Regions from separate parts of the Homo sapiens genome. Here all the other regions are linked to region 1. Evidence: chromatin contacts called from ENCODE Hi-C data. All regions are on one chromosome and are shown on one strand. Each heading gives the region's core, a stretch centred on a gene start or an enhancer-like site at or near the end of the contact. The rest is flanking DNA. Distances are from core to core; before and after follow the strand shown.

Evidence for each region. A loop is a pair of places that touch in the nucleus more often than their neighbours do.
Region 2: a map of Right ventricle myocardium superior shows a loop between it and region 1 (2.9-fold over the local background). The contact joins the promoter of LARGE-AS1 here to the enhancer-like site in region 1. A Hi-C loop is called at or near these places in 3 of 168 maps with a recorded cell type or tissue (Right ventricle myocardium inferior, Right ventricle myocardium superior and chondrocyte).
Region 3: a loop to region 1 is called in a map of cardiac septum, with 2.4 times the contacts of the local background. The contact joins two enhancer-like sites. A Hi-C loop is called at or near these places in 2 of 168 maps with a recorded cell type or tissue (Right ventricle myocardium inferior and cardiac septum).

What each region holds. Positions count from the first base shown.
Region 1 is chr22:33,779,491-33,782,436 of GRCh38, forward strand. The region is part of intron 1 of LARGE1 (LARGE xylosyl- and glucuronyltransferase 1); the gene reads right to left. Among named protein-coding and RNA genes, the nearest start is that of LARGE-AS1, 56 kb to the left of the region's middle. RefSeq lists an enhancer at 288-789. Within about 2 kb of position 1,486, at least 3 of the 41 ENCODE cell types and tissues checked have a DNase peak (open chromatin) inside an H3K27ac peak, as active enhancers do.
Region 2 is chr22:33,723,504-33,726,449 of GRCh38, forward strand. It overlaps LARGE-AS1 (LARGE antisense RNA 1), which reads left to right and starts at 1,483. Exons shown (of 7, transcript NR_038950.1): 1 at 1,483-1,598; 2 at 2,109-2,253. All of the region lies in intron 2 of LARGE1 (LARGE xylosyl- and glucuronyltransferase 1), which reads right to left.
Region 3 is chr22:33,822,097-33,825,042 of GRCh38, forward strand. All of the region lies in intron 1 of LARGE1 (LARGE xylosyl- and glucuronyltransferase 1), which reads right to left. Among named protein-coding and RNA genes, the nearest start is that of LARGE1, 97 kb to the right of the region's middle. Within about 2 kb of position 1,500, at least 4 of the 41 ENCODE cell types and tissues checked have a DNase peak (open chromatin) inside an H3K27ac peak, as active enhancers do.

The DNA.
Region 1 (2,946 bases), core at 236-2,735:
AACAAAAGGCCAGGCGTGGTAGCTCATGCCTGTAATCTCAGGACACTGGGAGGCGGAGGTGGGTGGATCACCAGAGGTCAAGAGTTGGAGACCAGCCTGTCCAACATAGTGAAACCCCATCTCTACTCAAAATACAAAAATTGCCAGATGTGGAGGTGTGGTGGCGTGTGCTGTAATCCCAGTTACTTGGGAGGCTGAGGCAGCAGAATCACTTGAACCCGGGAGGCGGAGGTTGCAGTGAGCCAAGATCGCGCAACTGCAGTCTGGCCTGGGCAACAAGAGCAAAACTCTTGTTTCAAAAAAATTAAAAAAAAATTAAAAAAAGAAGAACTAGGGGGTGGTAAGAGGGTACAGTCTACTGTATCTTCCTCTCCTAATTCTACTTTCATGGTATAGAATGCTCACTGGGCTATTGTGTCAGTTTGCCAGGGCTGCTATAACAACAGTGCTACAAATTGGGTGGCTTAAACAGCAGAAACTTGTCTCACAGTTCTGTGGGCTAGAAGTTCAAGATCATGGTGTGAACAGGGCACGCTCACTCTCAAGGCGCTGGGGAAAGATCTGTTCCTGGCCTCTCTCCTAGCTCCTGGTAGGACCTTAGCTTGTGGCAACACAACTCCAACCTTCACGCGACATTGTGCCTGTGTGCACGTCTGTGTCCAAACTTCCCGTTACAAGGACGCTGGTTGTAATGGATTAAGGACCCAAGTGGCTTCAGGATGACCTCAACTAATTGCATCTGCAACAACCCCATTTCCAAATAAGGTCACATTCTGAGGCACTGAGGCTTGGAACTTCAACATATGAATTCTGGAGACAGAATTCAACCCATAACAGTTACCTGCACCATCGAGTAAAAGACACAAGTAAACCACTGTGAGACAGAGTCAAAAAGAGGCATTTCAGTTCCACGGGGTCAGTGATACCCAGTCCCCAGCAGCCCCTGTCGAAGAGCAGTGGGGCTCACTCCAGGCAGCTGGAGGATGGACAGCACGGTCTTGACAGCTGCCACAGGCCTCAACAGTCTGAATGGTGTGAAAGAAGGAGCATGAAGCCAAGCTTTAGGAAATCTCAGTCAGCAACTGACTATGACCCTGATGAACACAGCCTCTCTGAATTTCAGCATCCAAATTAAAATAACTGTGGGTTCAATAACTGATCTCTAACATCTAACACACAACATCTGCTTATCCATTCCAAAACCCATCAGGAGACATAAATCCCTCCTCTGCAGCAGTGCAAAACTATTTAGGGCTTAGAACAATTTCTTGCTTTCCTTGCTGCAGCTAAGAACTTTTAGCTAATGTTCTTGCAGCCTTCAAAGTTACAGAGTAAGTCTCAGGCACCCCGGCCTCAATACAAAATCAAATTGTTCAGATATATCTCACTCACACAACACATTAGACAGATGTAGCACATAGAGTAAACACTCTGGTTAATAAGTGCTAGGTCATTAGTTGTGGGGCTGTCAGTAGAACCCAATAACTGCGATAGCGCACAAAGCTGCCCCGCCTTAGAAGTCAAGCTAAATGCTTTCCATTTTTATCACCCAATTCATAACCTTGTTGTCTGGCTTTAAGAATCAATAGCCTGGTGGTTTTGGTATCCAATAAATTTGTCTTAGTTTGGACGTTTTTCATTTCCCACGTCACTTGAAGAGAGCAGGGTACGGTAAATTGCTCTTCTCACAGGATTTGTTTTTCCAAATCTATAATTTCACACTGACGGCCAGGTGCTGTGGCTCACACCTGTAATCCCAGCACTTTGGGAGGCCAAGATGGGTAGATCACCTGAGGTCAGGAGTTCAAGACCAGCCTGGCCAACATGAGGTGAAACCCCATCTCTACTAAAAATACAAAAATTAGCCAGGCATGGTGGTGGGTGCCTGTAATCCCAGCTACTCGGGAGGCTGAGGCAGGAGAATCACCTGAACCTGGGAGGTGGAGGTTGCAGTGAGCCAAGATTGCACCACTGCATTCCAGCCTGGGCAACAGAACGAGACTCTGCCTTAAAAAAAAATTCACACTGACGTGTTCCAGAAACTAGTGAAAGCAAAGAGGAAAGAATGCAGACAGCAGAAGCCCCATCCAAAGACCAAGGCAGCTTCCAGCTGTGATCACTTAGGACAATTCACTGAACAAGTTCCATATGAGCAAATGTCAACTGGTCTACCCCAGGGTGACCCATCACTCACCTAGCAAATAATACTTATCTAGCACTTAGTATGTGCCAAACCCCGTGCTAAGTAATTTACGTAAGTGACCGCATTAGTCCATAAATTCCACTGCTTTATGCACACACACAAATAGATATACATAAGATATTTATTTCTATATTTAAATAGTACACTGATAAAAATAGAAAGCAATGCCAGCTCCGTGGATAACAGAAAGCAGCAAGAGACTGAAAGAACCAGCACATGGTAAAAGAAAATCAATGTGTGTGTGTGTATATACATATATATATATACACACACACAGACTCAAGATCACTGAATTTAAGCCTGAAAGAGAGCTTGGGGAGGAGGTAGTTCTCTAATACAATGTAAATTATCTGCATGGGGAAAATGAGGCTCAGACAAAGAATTGGCATATCCAAAGTTAGCCAGAGGGCAAAGGATAGAATTAAGTCTGGAGTCCGAGTTCTTCTTTTTGGGTTCTGCTGTTTGTTTTATCCTCCTCCTCCTCAAATCAACTATTTTTAAAAATGTTTAAAGCACTAAAATATGGCAAGGTTCATGACTGAGACGCATTTAAGACGGGAGGGAGAGTAGCCCCTATCCTTTATGTCTCTCCCAGTCCAAATCCACAGAGACAGAACATGGTTATCAGGAGCTAGAATAAGAGGAGAGTGGCAGTGACTGATAATGCATATGGGGTTTCTTTTGGGAGTGAGGAAAATGTTCTGGAATTCGTTGTGACAATCACACAACCTTGTGAAAATACT
Region 2 (2,946 bases), core at 233-2,732, 56 kb before region 1:
GCTTGCTGATTCCAAAAACCTTACACACAGACACACACACTGATATCAGGCGGATTTGGGTAAGGCTCATATGAAGTTAATCAACAAATCAAGGGAAAAGGGACATGGAATTTGGAAAATGACTAAGAAATGTTGGAAGATAAAATTTGTGGTGTACCTTAGAGAGAAAAACTCCTGTATTTCAGGAGACTGCCATCCACACAGGCATTCTGAGCCCCCCTTTTTTCCCCCTCTACCCATGTGTGATGGTCTCTCTGCGGGACCTCATTCATTCACACAACTCCCTATACCACCCTTAACCTGAGAAGGGCCCGGCTGGGCCACCAAACCCAATTGCGATTCATCACTGAGCCCAGCCTTTGGTTGCAGCCAAAACAGGAAAGAGAATGAAGGAGGCTAGAAATACCACAAAGGCAAACTTGGAGCTAGTGCCCACCAAACCAATTCCCTGCTTCAGAAATGGAACGATGCTGAACTGTCAGCTGAAGAAGGCTGCACAGCTTGAAAGAGGAAGCGTCAAAGGAAGCTTGGTGGAGAGGAGAGTGTGAATAGGGAAGTGCCAACAGGGACACGTGCAGGGGGTGGGAAGGCAGGCAGGACGCCCAGTGAGAGTGACAGAGGCCAGCAGAGCACGAGTGTGCAAGGAAACACAGGGAACGAGAGGCTGCGTGGCTGACAGTGTGCCGGGGTGACAGGCGGATACGGCACATGACGCAGAGTGGAAGACAACCACAGGTAGAGAAGTGTCAGCAAAGGAATGCATTTTTGCTGTTCTCCTAACAATTCAGCACACATCAGATGGGAAGGGTGAAGGAGGAGAGCATGAGACAGGGGTGAAAAGCAGAGCCACAGGGACAATGAAGGACTAAGTCCCATAATACAAAGACCACGGGTCTTTCTTGACTAGACTGATGATGCTATGGGGGTGGAGGTGGAAGTGGGAATCCCTGGCTCTCAGCCACAGTTCTATAAGGGTCACCTTCGTGCCCTCATCTGTATGCTCCAGTAGGCTCATTACCCAGGAGAGAATTATCTCCAGATAGAGAAGGGAAGAGTTGATATAATGTAGACCAAACTCCACCCAGCCATGCCCACAGGCTATGGTACGGGAGACCCATTCCTCCCAGAAAATGGTGAACAAAGGCTCTGCATGCATTTATCAACTTTGTAACAGTCATGGTAACTTCTTCTCCCTTGGCTCATTCATTTATTCATCCATTCATTCATTCGGCAATTATTACTGAGTGTCTGGGACAAGCTGGGCACTTCTAAGTGTACTGAACATGACCAACCAATCACCTGCCCTCAGGGAGTTTACAGTCCAGCGGGAGAACATAGAAAAGAGACAGTCTCAACAGCCAGCAAATACAGTGGAGGCATCAGGCAGTGATCAGAGTTGTGAAGGAAATAAAGGAAGGAAAGGTGGGGTGGGAGGAGGAGGGTTCTGATTCTGACTTCATAAAGGGCCCTCTCTCACAAGGTGAAGTGTAAACAAAGACCTGCAGGAAGTAAAGGGGCTACAAGGGATCCATGGAAAGAGCATTCCCAGAAGCGGGGCCAGGGCAGTGCGCACAGTGAGGAGAGCAGGTGTGTGTGAGGTGAGTAAGAGAAGACACAAGGGTGGGGGCCGCGGGAGGCAGAGCCAGGAGGGCAGGGCTGAGTGGCTCTGGAAGCTCTGGAAAGGCCAGCGGTCAGGTCTGATGGTGGGTCTGAGCAGAGTCGCTTTGTGACACCCTTCTGCTACTGCATGGGGCGAGGGAAGAATCCCAGGATGTGGTCTGGGAGGCAGGAGCACAGAGGCGACAGGGTGGTGACCTGCCCATTGGCCTCGGCCGGTATTCTGAATGCAAGGGTCAGCAGCAGCAACTGTGCAATAGTGCCTTTCTTTTCAAAGAGCCAGCTGCTCTGATTCACAGACAGTCCCTCCCAGTTGAGGGTTCATCAGGAACTAGAGGACCAACCAACAAGGTCATTTACCTGTCACCACTGCTGCATTCACTGGTAATCAAAAGGGGCAGGGTAGGGGAGGACCACGAACCCAAAGAGAAGGTCTGGGAGCATGCAGACATGCCTCTCAAGCCTCACAATTGTCCTTTTGCTAAATTTAGGTTGAAACAAAACGTTCAAAGCCCCCTCGGAAGCCCATCCACAGGTGTGTGACTGTGAACCGCATCGTAATCTCCTAGAAAGCAAGAACATCAGGCTTACATTTTCCACTTGCCTCTCACGGCTCAGAGCTCTGCAGTATATACAGTAAGCACCAAATGAACACTTTTCAGATAAATTAAATAACTGCAGAATAGTCATAATGACAGTGTTTTTTTTAAAACAATATTTAATAATTGCTTACTCTGTGCCAGTACTTTTCAGCCAAGGGCAATTTGCCCCCCTGCCGCGGAGACATTTGGCAATGTCTGGAGACACTTTTGGAGTCACAAATCAGGGGAGAGATGCTGCTGGTACATAGTAGGTTCGGAAAGCTGCAAAATGTCATACAGTTCACAAGACAGCCTCCCTGCCCCCCATAAGGAAGGATTCTCCAGCCCCCAAAATCTAGCGCTTATAAATCACTATTTATTTTCACAGCTACTCTTTTTTTTTTTTTTTTCCAGTTGAGGAAACTGGGCCCTGAGACATTAACTTGCCCAAAAGATCACAGTGGGCAACATTCTAGAGCACAGTGGAAGCCGACAGGTAAATAAGTAGATGGGTAGAGTGCAACAGACAGGCAGACAGATTGAGACAAAAATGGGAAAACTGGGAAATATGGAAAAGAACAGGGAATGGATGAAAAGTAGTCCTAAGCCAAGCTCTGCCAAGAAATGACACATGGCCCTGGGCCTTCCCCTCCTGACTCTAAACCTGAGAGCACACAGCTATAAAATTCCAGGAGGTGTAGAAGATCACTGACTTCCAGCTTTAACATCTTCAGGACAAGTTTTTCCC
Region 3 (2,946 bases), core at 250-2,749, 43 kb after region 1:
AACCTTGGCCTGATGCCTGGTATAGGCACTATGTAGCATTAAATCTCACTAAGCTGCCAACAGCACTATGTGTGCCCTTGGGAGCTACAAACATGTCTGGACAATCAGCCCTACCCTATGCCATGGTTCCATTCTGCCCCAGTTTGAGTTCTTATAGCTGGTAGGCAGGGCTTTCCTATACTTCTCTTAGAGGTCAGATTGTCACTTCTTGCTCAGGTTTCTGGCCGGCATCTGAAGTTCCCCTTTCAAATGCACTGTTGTGCTGATCTCCCATAGCTTAGAAATGCAAATGTAGCCCAGGCACAGTAAGAGCTTAGAAATGCAAAGTGCAGTGGCTCATACCTGTAATCCCAGTACTTTGGGAAGCTGAGGCAGGAAGATAACCTGAGGTCAGGAGTTCGAGACCAGCCTGGCCAACATGGTGAAGCCCCATCTCTACTAAAAATACAACCATTAGCCGGGGTGGTGGCAGACGTCTGTAATCCCAGCTACTCGGGAGGCTGAGGCAAGAGAATGACTTGAGCCCAGGAGGCGGAGGTTGCAGTGAGCCGAGATCACGCCACTGCATTCCAGCCTGGGTGACAGAATAAGGCTCCATCTCAAAAAAGTAATATGAATTAAAAGAAAGAAATGTAAATGTAAAAAGCTGGTCAGAACAAAGGGGAAGTCGTTAAGGCTATCAGAAATCCTCTGGTTTCTATCCTTCCAGTCACACGTAGGAATGATCTTCCTCAGCGCCTGGAAGTGAGCAGTGGCCATGTAACTTGCTTTGGCCAATGAACTGTAAGCAAAAGCCAGAAGTAGAACATGATCCCCCAAGTTCCAATTTCCTCTGGCCACAGTGATCTATGACACTCCAGCTAGTGGAAACACCAGCATCCCAGGGTATAAGTTACCTGGGGAAGAATAAAACACCCCACCTATACACCTACCACAGATGAATGTGTTGCACAAGAAATAAATCTTTGTTATTTCAACCACACAGAGATATCGGGGTTGTCCATATAAATAGCACAACCTAATCCATCCTGACAAATATAAATGATGTATTAAAAAAGAATAACAAGTCATGACTCAACAGTCTAGAGGTCTTCCCATGAGAAAAATTCATGAGCTTCAACACAGACCATAGCACATACCTTGGCTGCCCAAAGGCTGTGTGTCTGTGTGTGTGTATGTACACATGTATAAATGCTTTCACAGCATCATGGTACACCTGTTAATGCTGGCTTCCTTGCCTGTGTAATAAGCTGCCCAAGGACAGAAGCCTTATGTTTTCATCCTGTCTTCCCAGAATCTGATACAGTGCCTGGTACAGAGTAGAGGTCAATAAATATTCATCTCAGTTAACCATCTTGCTATCTATCAGGAAGTAAAAAATAATTACAATAGCTTATCTAAGTTTACATGGAACTTGTAACTGGAAAAGGAAATGAGGTCCAGCCACACTTCCAGAACACAGCCTCACGCACCCCTCAGATAGGTCCGACGACATGATTTGTCCCTGTCCTTGCCCTCCGCATCTGAGGACACAGCAATGACTCATCCCTATACACAGTGTGACTGTAGACAGATGCATCTGCACACAGCCAATGACTTCTCCTGCCCATTGTGCCTTCCCCATAGATAGTGAGGAATTTTCCAGCTAGGCCCATTTATGGAGAGAGCTCTTTCTGCTGCCCTTTGGGGTCAGGATATCTTTGTTCGAACTGAGTCATCTGCAGTTCATTCCTCCATGCTGTCCTGTTTAAAGGGCACGTCTCGATACAGGGCTTCACAGTTACCCGAGAGCACCACCCCACAGCCCAGTGATGGTTCATTCCTCATTTGCCCTGTTAAGTGTCTACCAGTTAATAGTAATTATTGCCATTAGCTGAGTGCTCAGTAACTTCAAGCCATCATGGTAAGTACTTATATTATTATCCCATCACATCCTTAGAACAATCCTTTAAGGCTGATATCATTATCCTCATTTTACAGATGAGAAAATGATAGACCCAAAAGGTTGATGCCACATGCCCGATTGAGTTTTGCTAACATTTTATTGACCAACATTTCTTCATTATATGTATTTCCCCAAGTCCATGATTTACTATATTAGTCCAGTCTCACACTGCTATTAAGAACTACCTGAGACTGGGTAATTTATAAGCAGAAGAGGTTTAACTGACTCTCAGTTCTGCAAGCTGTACAGGAAGCATGGCTGGGAAGCCTCAGGAAACTTACAATCATGGCAGAAGGCAAAGGGGAAGCAAGCATGCCTTCACATGGTGGAAGGAGAAAGAGAGAGCAAAAGGGGAAATGCTATACACTTTTAAACAATCAGATCTTGTGAGAACTCATTCATTATCACGAGAACAGCAAGGGGGAAGTCCACCCCCATGATTCAATCACCTCCCTCCAAGCCCCTCCTCCAACACATGGGGATTACAATTTGACAAGAGATTTGGGTGGGGACACAGAGCCAAACCATATCACTTACACACTCATTCATGTTATTCCTTTCACCTGTAGACATTCATTGAGGACCTGTGCTGGAACCACATGACCCCCACTCTACACACGAGGTTTATATTTAACCACAAAATGGTGACTCCAGAATTTAAAAATATGACCAATTATAAAGTCCAAACATTTTCTAATAATAGTAGCATGTAACTCATAGGACTATAATGAAAATGAAATGACTTAATACAAGAAAAGTGTCAAGAGAAGTACTGGTACACGATATGGCTTCAATAAATGTCAGTTTATAACACTGAATATAATAACAGCTATTGTCCAGCAACATATTTTTGCACAGTTTTGGGGAAGAAGGGACAGACACAGGTGGTCAGCAAGGGCCAAGTATAATGCTATGTTCTACTACAGCTCATCCCAGGAACACTTTGGGTCTTTGTTTTCTTATTTGCAAGATGAGGGAAGTGAATTTGGTCATCTCCAGGG